Linked DNA regions of Homo sapiens: all the other regions are linked to region 1. Evidence: chromatin contacts called from ENCODE Hi-C or POLR2A ChIA-PET data. All regions are on one chromosome and are shown on one strand. The core of a region is the stretch at or near the end of the contact, and the rest is flanking DNA. Distances in the headings are between cores, read along the strand shown.

Region 1 (2,699 bases), core at 51-2,550:
ACAGCCGTTATCCTGCCAGGTATCGATTTAGACATATTACAATGGATTATCTCCTTTAGTCACCCCTACAGTACTCTGAGGCATATATTATTATCCTTATCTTACAGATATGGAGATTGAGCCTTAGAGAGGTAAAGTGATTTGCCCAAAGTCACACAGTTAATAAGGTGTCACACCACAACTAGAAGTCATGTGTGTCTGCCTTGGAAGGCTGAGCTCACAACATCAAACCTCAGCCTCTTGGTTCAGGGGATTTCCTTCCTGCGTGCAGTTTTCTTTCCTCTCCACTAGCCTGTTGAACTCAGAGCCTGTGTTCACTCTTGGTTTCCCAATGCATATGGAAAAATACCCTCTTTCTTCACTAAATTAACCAAAACCCCCCATGGTGCTACTCACACACCTACTCATCCTTTGCAGGTCTGACTTCTCTCCTGGAGGCTCCCTCACTCTCTTCTGCCAGAAATGAGACCCGGGGAAAAACAGCGGTATCATCTATATCCCTGCTGTACGTGAGGTCACTGAATTCCCCTGATCAGTCCCTCTCTCACAGCTTAGCATCTAGACTTCACGGTCATGGCCTCTTCCCCTCACCTTGTCTGGCAGCAGGGCCGGTTCACACCTTGCATGTGTTCCTTCATGTTTTAGCTCCCAGAGGTAGATGGCAAAATAACCACAACCCTTCTTCTTCCTGCAACCATGCCCTTGAAACATGACCCTGAAGCCCCTTTCATCAAGAGGTAGAGTCTGTTTCCCTTCACTTTGGGTCCAGGCTCGCCTTGTGACCTGCTTTGACCATTAAAATATGATGGAGTCATATTTTGCCCATTCCAAGCCTAGGCTTTAAGATTTCTTACACACATTCACTCTCTTTCGAGACCCCTATGTCTGCCTGGGCTAGCCTGCTGTGGGAAAAGAAGCTATTCGGAGCAGAGAGGCATAGCTCATTGTCCCAGCCAAAGCCTGAGACATGAGAGAGCCCAGCCAAGATGAACACAACCACCCATCCACCCAACACACCAACACCACTGACTGTGGGTGCCTGACAGAGCAAGCTGTGCCCAGACTAAATTGATGACTTACAGAATCTTGAGCTAAACAAATGGTTGTTCATCTTTTTTAAACTACTAAGTTTAGAGATTTCATAGCGGTATCTAATACACTACCCTTTTCTCACTAAGATATCAACAATATCTACATTTGAGTAGCAATCAGCTAACTGCATTTTATTCTAGAACTTCCTGTACTGCACATATTGGAGGACTCAGTCACCGACTTGCCTGTGGTTGCTATGAGTCGCCTACAGAACTGAAAATGGGAAGCAGAACTAGGCTGGTTGTACTCCTAACCACAAGGACACTCTCCTCCTCAAATGAAAAGGCTCTAATTAAAAGGCAGGAAAGATCAGGTATCTCTGGAGTTCACTTTTAAAATTGTCAAAAAAAACCTCAAAGTCGCTTTGCTTCTGACTATCCATACATTGGAAGACTAATTAACTATGACAAGCTGACCAGTGGAGACCATTTTCATAAGGATGACACGATGATGGATGGGTGCATGCTGTTACAATGTCATTGCTAAAAAAGACGTGATGAGTCCAAGTTCCAATTACTAAGATTCATATACAATACAGAGGTCTTTTTCAAGCCACAGAACCCCATTGCAACAGGCTGACGTGTCGTCTTTTCTGTATTTAAGAGACACATTCATGGGCCGGTGACATACTGAGCTATGCATGCTAGGCCTTCTCTGCATCTGGCAGCTGGAACGAGACACAACTAAGTCTTGTTGCTTCAGGGCTTTGGGTACCAAATGAGGCATTAGCACAATAGAAACACCCAACCCAGAGCAATGTTTTCCCATCTTCAGACTTGGAGGCCAAGAGGCAATAGCAAGGACATTATGTAGATATTTATACAACCATTTAAAACATAACCACTCAAAAATGTCAAAACCATTCTTAGCTTACTGGCTGTAAAAAGTAGGCAGCTGGCTGGATTGGGCCCACGGGCTATAGTTTGCCAACCCTTGCCTTAAATAAACAAACTTGTTAGATTTCTCACTAGTGTTATATTTCTGCAGCTAAAGTTCTCTTAGTTACAGAAAATTTCTCTTAGGTACAGAAAATCTGGTCACAAGAAGTTTGAAAAATAAATTAACATAAAATTATATACAGTCACATATTACTAAGATATGTAACGTATTATATTAGTATATGTTATTATAATATACAATTTTATATTATAATAACATATGATATATATTAATATATTACTTGTATTAAATTAATATATGGATATAATAATATATTAATATATAAATATGCTAATATATTTTATATCAATATAAAATATACTATAGTAATCAATTATATACAGTAATATATTAATTATTATTTGTTTCAGCTAAAGTCACAAACTGTTTTCTTTCCTTCACACAAAAGCTAAAGCTCCCTTATATGGTTCCGGATGTTTCCACTAACTCACGGCTTACCTAAATCTCTCAGTTTTGTAAAACAAAAAATACTCCCTTGTTTTACAAAACGGGGAGATTTGTCTAAAAAAAGCAGCAAACAAACACTGATTTCATTATTGGAGGTGGATGGAAGGAAGAATTTTGCAGTCTCCTATTTTTGTCATCTGTTGATCTAAATGTCTTTTCTGTAAGAAAGTTGAATACTCTGTGACACTAACATTTCGAAT
Region 2 (2,699 bases), core at 64-2,563, 960 kb before region 1:
AGTGTAAAACCAACACATGAAGAACACAAAATGTTCAGTAAATTTGTTTTAAAATATATATCCTTGAGAATGTCCTAAGTCTCACTCCTCTTTTGCCCTTGATGACTGAACTTGTTTCCCATGTCTCTAGTACTGTCAGTCCCGCAATCAATTCTTCAAACTAGACAGAGACAGTTTTCTAAAATGTGAACCCAACTGAGACACTCCCATTTTTATAGCATTTAGTGGCTCTCCATTGCCTTTTAGGTAAAGACTAAACTCTTCAATATGGTTTTCAAGGTTTTGCAGGATCTACTATCTACTTATCTCTCTAGCCTCATTTCTCACACACCTGCCCTCACATTCTCCATTCCAACAACATGAATTTCCAGTTCTATGGTCTCACACTTCCTTCGGGTTGTTACAGTTGCTTCTGATGAGAATATTTTTCACCCTTTATCTGGCTAGGTCATCCTTCAGACCTCAGCTTATATAGTAATCACTCAGGTAATCTTTCCATGCTCCCACCAGTACTCAGACCATGCTATACTTGGCCTAGCACAACATTTTTCACATGGTATTAAAATTAATTTGTCTATATCCTCTCTTCCCATTCCGAAGACCATATGCTAAGATCAGGAAGCTTATCTATCTTGTTCACCACTTGTATTCTTGACATCTAGCAGAGTGTCTATTACTTCATTTGGCAAGAAATTTTCTCAGTAACATCTCATGCTTCAAAAGGGACAAAACCTTCCAAAGCATCTACATAATAAATTTTTTAAAGAAACAAACTAAAACACTTATGTTAAATGTTTGATGAATTCTGTTAATTTAAAATCTCCTTTGTTAGTTTAACAGTTAGCTGTCTATAAAAAGTATCTGCCAGAAGCAAAGCTATTATTACAACAGCCTCCACATCCCCAGTTCTGTAACACTATTAACCCCCCTTAAGTGGCCTCTCTGCTTCTCCACAATTATCTTGAGTTTTATAAAACTGATTATCTTCCAACATTCTACTTATCAATATTCTATTGTTAGAAGGCAGGGTCAGCATTTTCTAAACTCTCTATTGGTACTTCTAAACAACCAGTTCTCAAACCTTAATTTCAGTAGGAATCACCTGAGGATCCTGTTAAAAATGCAGATTGCTCTTAGCTGTGTGGTGATTCTCACTGAGTTGGAATGTGAAGCCCAGAAATCCGAATTTCAAAACAAGGAAATCAGGTGATTCTGATGCAGGCGATCCTTAGTCTATTTTGAGGAACTGTTGTAGAGAACTGCTTTCCATTCTTGTGCAACTCTGCCCCTACCCAACCCCCCCGTTTCCTGTGTGTCACCTTCCTCACTGCCCTCGTCCCCACCTCAACATTGTCATCTACCTTCTTTCCAGTCAATTTCAAATATTTATTGAAGACTTTGGCACATCTAGGGCTTCTGCTTTATCCCTAACTCTCACCATTAAACTGGGTGTTTCTAACCTTTTGCATGTTGGTGGGCACATTTTCAGGAAATGATTATAGATGTTCAGTTAGCAATTCCTTCCAAGCTGATATATTCGCTGTCTAGGCTGAAAGTTTTCACCGATCATTAAAAATACAGTCCACTAATGTTATGGTAGGTAGTAAGTTGCTATATTTTAAAATATAAATTGTAAAACACTTAAAATCTGTTCCATGAGCCTGCCTACCTATGCTGATGCAGAATGACAGGGGATAGTAATAATGATATGTAAAGGTATGTGATTTTATTTTCCCTCCGTATACTTGCAGAAATGCGTAAAATTGGTAATCTGGATCAGGTTTGGGAATCTGTAGTTGGACAACATGCCAAAAAAGTGTCAGGGCAGATAAAAGACATTTTAGACTTAGTATAACCCAATCTACACCTTAGTCTCAGATTTCATTAACATCTTCATTTCTAATGCCTTTCATCTTTCATACCCCATATTCCACTCAGGCAACCTAAACTCAAATTGCCACTCTTAGACCTTGTCATCACTTCGGAAGCAACACTTCTAGATTCTCACTTTAAATAAGTTTAATAACTCACTTTATGATCACAATATCCTCCTGTATCTTATTCCATCTAATCAAGAGAGTAAATCTAACATTTTTATTGATTTTTTTCCATTTACCACCATACACACACACACCTGCCTGCCACAGACACACAATTTCAATCTTCTTTTCTCCCTCTCTCCCATTCATTCAACAATATTTAACAAGAACTTACAAGTACCTTTTGGTGGTTCACTGCCTACCCTCTTGGCCTCACCCACTTAGTCTAGATTCTAAGTAGTTCAAAAGCTTGAATCATGTACCAACTTGCATCAAAGAAATACTGAATTCATTCACATACTATCACTGTGGAAATATTTATATGTATCTACATTCAAAATAATTCCTTCAAAAAATTTAAAAACGACATATTCCTAATAGCTTTTGTTTATAAATAACGACACACTCTCAGATTATAATTTAAGACAGATAAGCCTTCAACCTTTCATTATGAATTGTATTTTCAACAAAATTCCTCCAAGAAATAAAAAAAAACATATTACTAATAGCTTTTGTTTATAAATAAGGGCACACTCTCAGATTATAATTAAGACAGATAAGCCTTCAACCTTTCATTATGAATTGTATTTTCAACAGGACTCTCAATCCAGAATTAATTTAATGTATGTGTATATTAAAAATATACTTAAAATTTTAATT
Region 3 (2,699 bases), core at 95-2,594, 810 kb before region 1:
CTAGTTGTTTTCCTAGGAAAGTTGTGTAACCCTTTTGAGCCTCAATTTCTTCCTCTGTAAAATGGGAATAATTGTTTCTCTATCAGAGTGACTGTAAACATAAAATAAGGAGTTATACAAGACTCTGAACACTGCCTGTCATAGAATAAGTGCTCAATATTTCTTAGTTCCCCTGCTCCACTTCTACCTCTTTGGGTTGTATTGCTCTGGGAAAGTGTGTGGAAGCGAGGCTTGGACTCTGCACTGTGAGTGGACTTGTGTGCTAATGTGTTCTGATAACACAGGGGCCAGTTGCTTGGAAGGTGGTCAGAAATTAGTGAGTTTCATGCAGATGATTTTTCAAGTTAAATAAAACTTCTCTGAGTCTGAGGTCTGAATGAAAATTCTCTGGGTTTGAGGTCTTACTGAAGTGTTTTCCTTTCACAGCTCTAGTTGGCTGGCAGGTGTGGTATAACACAGTCATTCTCAGAGTGTGGTTCCCAGACAGCAGCAGCATTACCTGGAGCTTGTTGGAAATGCAAATTCTCAGGCCCCACCCAAGACCTACAGAATCAGAAACTCTGGGGCTGGATCCAGCAATCCGTGTTTCAACAAGCCCTGCAGGTGATTCTGATCTCAGAGATTGACTAGTGTGGCAAGAGTCCTGGAAACCCAGAATCCCTAGATCTGGAATATACTCTAGCTTACCATTCACTGTGGGGCCTTGGGCAGGTCACTTCCTTCCTCTAAACCTTCATTTTCTCACCTGGACAATGGGAAGATAATATCTTCCTCGTGACCTCAAATGATTGTTTCACAGGCCCAATGAGTTTAGAAAGGAGAAAGACATTCAATTAATGTATTCTAGAAATGGAATGTATACTTACTATTCTTGGTTCTTAGGCAGGGCAATGTAGAAAGCATCCCTATGTGATGAAGAATGGTTCTATTTTGATCATTGAAAGAAGAGTCTGTGCCCTCCTTGGAAAATCTCACTGGATGCTTTAACAGCCACCGTGGTAGTTTCTCCTATGCAAACCTAAATCCCTGTGCAAGGACAGTCAGTATCTCAAAATGTAAGGATGATATCAGTCACTGGGAAAAAAAAAAATTCTGGCAAAGTAAAAAACCCTTAGACATACAGAGTAATGTTTATTATTTGTTCTCCTTTTTCAGTCCTCAGTGAAAATAGAGAACAGCAAGTCACCCCTTAGAGGTGCACACCCCTCATCTACATGAATGGTATTACGTTGTCTCAGCCCTCCTTTCTTTCCGGCCGCACAGTTGTGCTTTCTTTCACCTCTGCTCAAAGGCTTCATTGTGCTCCCCTTTATTAGTCATCTTGGTTTCTCTTCTCTGAACCATTTCCAGTTTCTTTAGCCACAGCCTCCTATGACGTTCAGTCCTCTTCAGTTCTGGAGCCCAGCATATACTTATTAGGCTGGTGCAAAAGCAATTGCTGTTTTTGCAATTAAAAGTAATAGAACCATCAGAGAGGGTGACCACCATCAGAGAGGATGACCTCATGGTTCTAGCACACTCCACGGACAAAGCACTGCCCTGATGCCTCAGATCAAGGCTATGGCTCCTGGAGAAGCACTGGTGTGGATCAGTTTTACCCTAACTTCTCTTGTCATTCATGTTTTATTTTCATTTCCCTTTGTGTACCATCTTTTGTTTGTGTCTAATGATCTTTTCTATTCTCCCAACTTCTTTGATTTCCTAAATAGAAAGTAAATTTAATATATTTATATTTGCACAGATATTTAGAATAAATGCTCATAAAAAGATTGGAAGGAGAAACACCAGTATCTTAAAAGTAATTTTCCTTGGAAAGTGAGATTACAAGTGATTTCATTTGTTTTTTTCTTGCTTCTCTGAATATTTAAGTTTTTCGATGGTTGACACATCTATTGTTTAATTAAAAAAAAGAAAAAAGAAAATTGGAAAATTAACTCTTAGCATGCTCACAAAACAAATAAAATATAAAATGCTTGTGTTCAATGAGGTCTCATAGACCCACATGAAAGTGTCGTCTCCTGCAAGACACAAAGCTGTGCTTGGTCATAGGACTGTTCAGGACTGTCTCAGTTTTAGCCCTTGGAACTAGGCAAACCAGGACAGGTGGTCGCCCTCTCTCCCAGCCCCCTCCATCCTCTTTTTGTCTGTTAAACCGCCATGGCTGCTCACTGGTCTGTTAGGGCCCATCTCTCTTGTATCTTGCTTTGTCATTTCTAGGGAAGTTCAGCTCAATTGAGCCTTGAGGTAGGAAGACACCTCAGGAACAATATTTGTGTCTGCTGGTTCAGGTGAGGCTTAGCGGGAGTCAGAAGGCAAATATGAAGAAGCAATGGAACCAAGCTCCCTACCAGGGAGAGAGGGAGAGCAAAGCCTTTGGGCCACCATGAAAAGATGAAGGTCCAGTGGAAGAATCAATGTTGCTACGGGAGCTATTGAGAGTGCTTTGTGGACACACCTCTTGAGAGCGTGAAGAGAGAGTAAGCAAAGTCCAGGCTTTCTTCCCACTGACATTATTTGGGAACTTTTGTTACCTGTATTTCTCTCTTCTATTTTAAATATGTTATATTTTCTTATCCAGAGATCTGAGTTTATGAATGTTTCACTCTAAATCAGTGGTTCTCAATGCTGGCTGCCCAGGAAAATCACCTGAGAACCTTCTAAAATGCTCAGGCCCCCTCCTAGGCCACTAAAATATATAT
Region 4 (2,699 bases), core at 139-2,638, 780 kb before region 1:
ATTGATCGATATTTAGAACAGGGTCTTGCTCGATTACCCAGGCTAGAGTGCACTGGTGTGATCATAGCTCATTCAGCCTTGGACTGGACTCAAGTGATCCTCCTGCTTCGTTCTCCCTAGAAGCTGCACCCTCAGGTATTTTGATGTAACTGAGTTTGGGGTATGGTGTGGGCATCAGGTTATTGAAAGATGCCTCAGTGATTCTATGGGCAGACTAGGCTGAGAACCACTGGAAGACTTCCTGGTTTGTTTTTCTCTCCTTCTTCTAATGCTAATCAGGCTCTTCATTATATACAGGAGAATGAAAAGGAGTCAGGCTTTTGGGTGTGATTTCTTGATCATCCTGAAATTCAAACATGTCAGTTACTCCACAACGCAGGGAAGAGTTTGAGGGCTTGACATCTGACATGTTTTCTTTCATTTTACCATCTTAACTATAAAATTGTTTAAATAATTTGCACATGGAGTTCACATAATTGACAAATGAAAGAATGGGGCATCTGACTGTGGTCCAACATACTTCATGACATCCTGAGTTTAGTAGCATTCTCTTGTCATTGTTTTATTTCACATTGTATTACTAATGTGACAGTCTTTCAGTAAGTTTATAATACTTTCTTCTTCTAACTTTAAAAGCTAGAGCTTGGTTGCAGTTTTATAACATATTTTTGTGTTTATTAATTAAGCTTTAAAAAAATTTTACTTTAAATTCCAGTGTGCAGGTTTGTTACATAGGTATATGTGTGCCATGGCGGTTTGCTACACCTATCAACCCATCATATAGGTTTTAAGCCCTGCATGTATTAGGTATTTGTCCTAATGCTCTCCCTCCCCTTGTACCCCCCCGCCACGACAGGCCCCAGTGTGTGTTGTTCCCCTCCCTGTGTCCATGTATTGTCATTGTTCAACTCCCACTTATGAGTGAGAACATGTGGTGTTTGGTTTTCTGTTCCTGTGTTAGTTTGCTGCGAATGATGGCTTCCAGTTTCATCCATGTCCTTGCAAAGGGCCTGATCTCATTCTTTTTTATGGTTGCATAGTATTCCACGGTGTATATGTACCACATTTTCTTTATCCAGTCTATCATTGATGGGCATTTGGGTTGGTTCCATGTCTTTGCTATTGTAAACAGTGCACGTATGTGTTGGTTGCACATTTGTTTCACTTTCAGAAAAAGAGAAGTTAGCTAGTTTGCTTCCTGGAGAAGCAGAGTCATTTCCATTTAGTGATAATGCCCTGAGCAGGGATAATGGGGACACTGTGCTGCCCAGCTGTTGGGGCTGCCAGGCGTTACCTCAAACATTTCTTCCCATTTACAAGGATTTCCCCATACATCCTCACCAGATGTGTGAAAGATGAATCCCAGATGTGTCTGCGTGAATATTGTCAATAAGTATTTGTAAGTGACTCTGTACACTGTGCAGTTTATTATCAAGTGATCTTAAGATTTTTGGATAAACAATAAAGTGAAGTATTGCAGCTTAGTTTCATCATTCACATGACTGACCACTTCCATTATCTCTTTAAAATGCTACATTATCTGACCAGAGAGAAAGAGAACTGGTGAAACGGAGAGAGACTTCCTGGGAGAGTTTGTGTTGCGGTCACTTGAGATGACTGTGACTTGGCCACCTAACAGCAGGGGCTTCTGCCAAATCTGCAGCTTATGAGGCTACCAGCCTCGGCCCTCACACCCAGTGATCTGGGAGTTTGGTCCCATGCAGGGCATGAAGCCACGCAAGACTGACCTTCACACACCTTTCTGCTTCTAACCTGTTGTGTTCCTTATTTCTTCTTTTCTATTCTTTTGCTTGTTAATGCCTCTCTCTTTGCCCTCTAACCCTGTGTCCTATTTCTGTCTTCTGTAGCTTTGCTAGTTTTACCTCTAGCCCCACCTCTTTTACCCTGAAATATGCCCAAATTTAGATAAGGAAGTAAAGTAGCAGTAAAATGAGGAAGTTATACCAGGCAGATTAACCTTCTGGGGAACAGCAGAGAAACAGGCAAGTACAGAGATGGGGGAAAGAGAACAGGTGATGGATGAAGAAAATAACAAAGACACAAATACCTGGCCCGTGTATGGTGCTTTATGGCTCCTAAAGCATTTTAACAGTTCTTATTTCATTTACTTTCATATGAACACTATGGGCTAGACAGAGCAGAAGGCCTACTTTTTTGGCTTTTAGGAAATGGAGAATTAGAGAGGGAGGGAATTCTTCCCAGGCCCCAAGGGTGCAGAGGGCAGCAGCCAGTCTCAAGCCTAGCTCTTCTGAATTCAAATCCTGTCTTCCTTCCACGATGCTATGGTTATGTCCTTGGAGTCCTGGAGCGCAGCACAGGGAAGTACCCCTGTGTGTTCTGGAGGGTTCACCTCCAGACTTATTTCCTGAAAGAGAGTTCTGCCTTCCTCCACAGTGGCTGGACTCCCAAAGTTGTAAAAGGTCACTTTCACCCAAGAAGCCCAGGATGCCGCCCGCAGGAAATCTCCATGGACGATTATGGGCCTTAGTCAGTGTTTCTTTAAACACAGTGGTTTTAGGGGGCCCCATGTCCACTGCATTAAGAGTGGCTGTTAACCCATAGGCCATGGGAGGGACACCTGTCATGTTTTGGGGGAAATCCCTTGAGCTGCCCTCCGCATCCATACTTTTGTGGCCTTTGGCACCTCCTCTGGTTTCCACCTTGTTGGTGTACACTTC

Evidence for each region. A loop is a pair of places that touch in the nucleus more often than their neighbours do. ChIA-PET counts read pairs that join two places held with the same protein, here RNA polymerase II (POLR2A). Pooled maps may share reads with other maps.
Region 2: a loop to region 1 is called in a pooled map, with 3 times the contacts of the local background. The contact joins two enhancer-like sites. A Hi-C loop is called at or near these places in 1 of 50 pooled maps. POLR2A ChIA-PET finds 5 or more read pairs at or near these places in 2 of 52 experiments (OCI-LY7 and activated T-cell).
Region 3: a loop to region 1 is called in a pooled map, with 4 times the contacts of the local background. The contact joins two enhancer-like sites. A Hi-C loop is called at or near these places in 3 of 37 single-sample maps with no recorded cell type and 7 of 50 pooled maps.
Region 4: a pooled map shows a loop between it and region 1 (4-fold over the local background). The contact joins two enhancer-like sites. A Hi-C loop is called at or near these places in 5 of 37 single-sample maps with no recorded cell type and 5 of 50 pooled maps. POLR2A ChIA-PET finds 5 or more read pairs at or near these places in 1 of 52 experiments (naive thymus-derived CD8-positive, alpha-beta T cell).

The regions. Positions count from the first base shown.
Region 1 is chr4:151,886,297-151,888,995 of GRCh38, reverse strand. The region is part of intron 2 of LOC127898557 (a long non-coding RNA gene); the gene reads right to left. LOC102724700 (a long non-coding RNA gene) reads left to right here. Exons shown (of 5, transcript NR_188364.1): 4 at 418-505; 5 at 1,233-2,050. Among named protein-coding and RNA genes, the nearest start is that of LINC03074, 68 kb to the left of the region's middle. Within about 2 kb of position 1,300, at least 2 of the 41 ENCODE cell types and tissues checked have a DNase peak (open chromatin) inside an H3K27ac peak, as active enhancers do.
Region 2 is chr4:152,849,110-152,851,808 of GRCh38, reverse strand. All of the region lies in intron 2 of ARFIP1 (ARF interacting protein 1), which reads right to left. Among named protein-coding and RNA genes, the nearest start is that of ARFIP1, 71 kb to the right of the region's middle. RefSeq lists enhancers at 553-1,211, 1,098-1,392. Within about 2 kb of position 1,313, at least 11 of the 41 ENCODE cell types and tissues checked have a DNase peak (open chromatin) inside an H3K27ac peak, as active enhancers do.
Region 3 is chr4:152,695,701-152,698,399 of GRCh38, reverse strand. No RefSeq gene overlaps it. Among named protein-coding and RNA genes, the nearest start is that of TMEM154, 17 kb to the right of the region's middle. RefSeq lists enhancers at 1,157-1,206, 1,237-1,466. Within about 2 kb of position 1,344, at least 6 of the 41 ENCODE cell types and tissues checked have a DNase peak (open chromatin) inside an H3K27ac peak, as active enhancers do.
Region 4 is chr4:152,662,525-152,665,223 of GRCh38, reverse strand. All of the region lies in intron 1 of TMEM154 (transmembrane protein 154), which reads left to right. Among named protein-coding and RNA genes, the nearest start is that of TMEM154, 16 kb to the left of the region's middle. RefSeq lists enhancers at 1,391-1,470, 1,561-1,630. Within about 2 kb of position 1,388, at least 4 of the 41 ENCODE cell types and tissues checked have a DNase peak (open chromatin) inside an H3K27ac peak, as active enhancers do.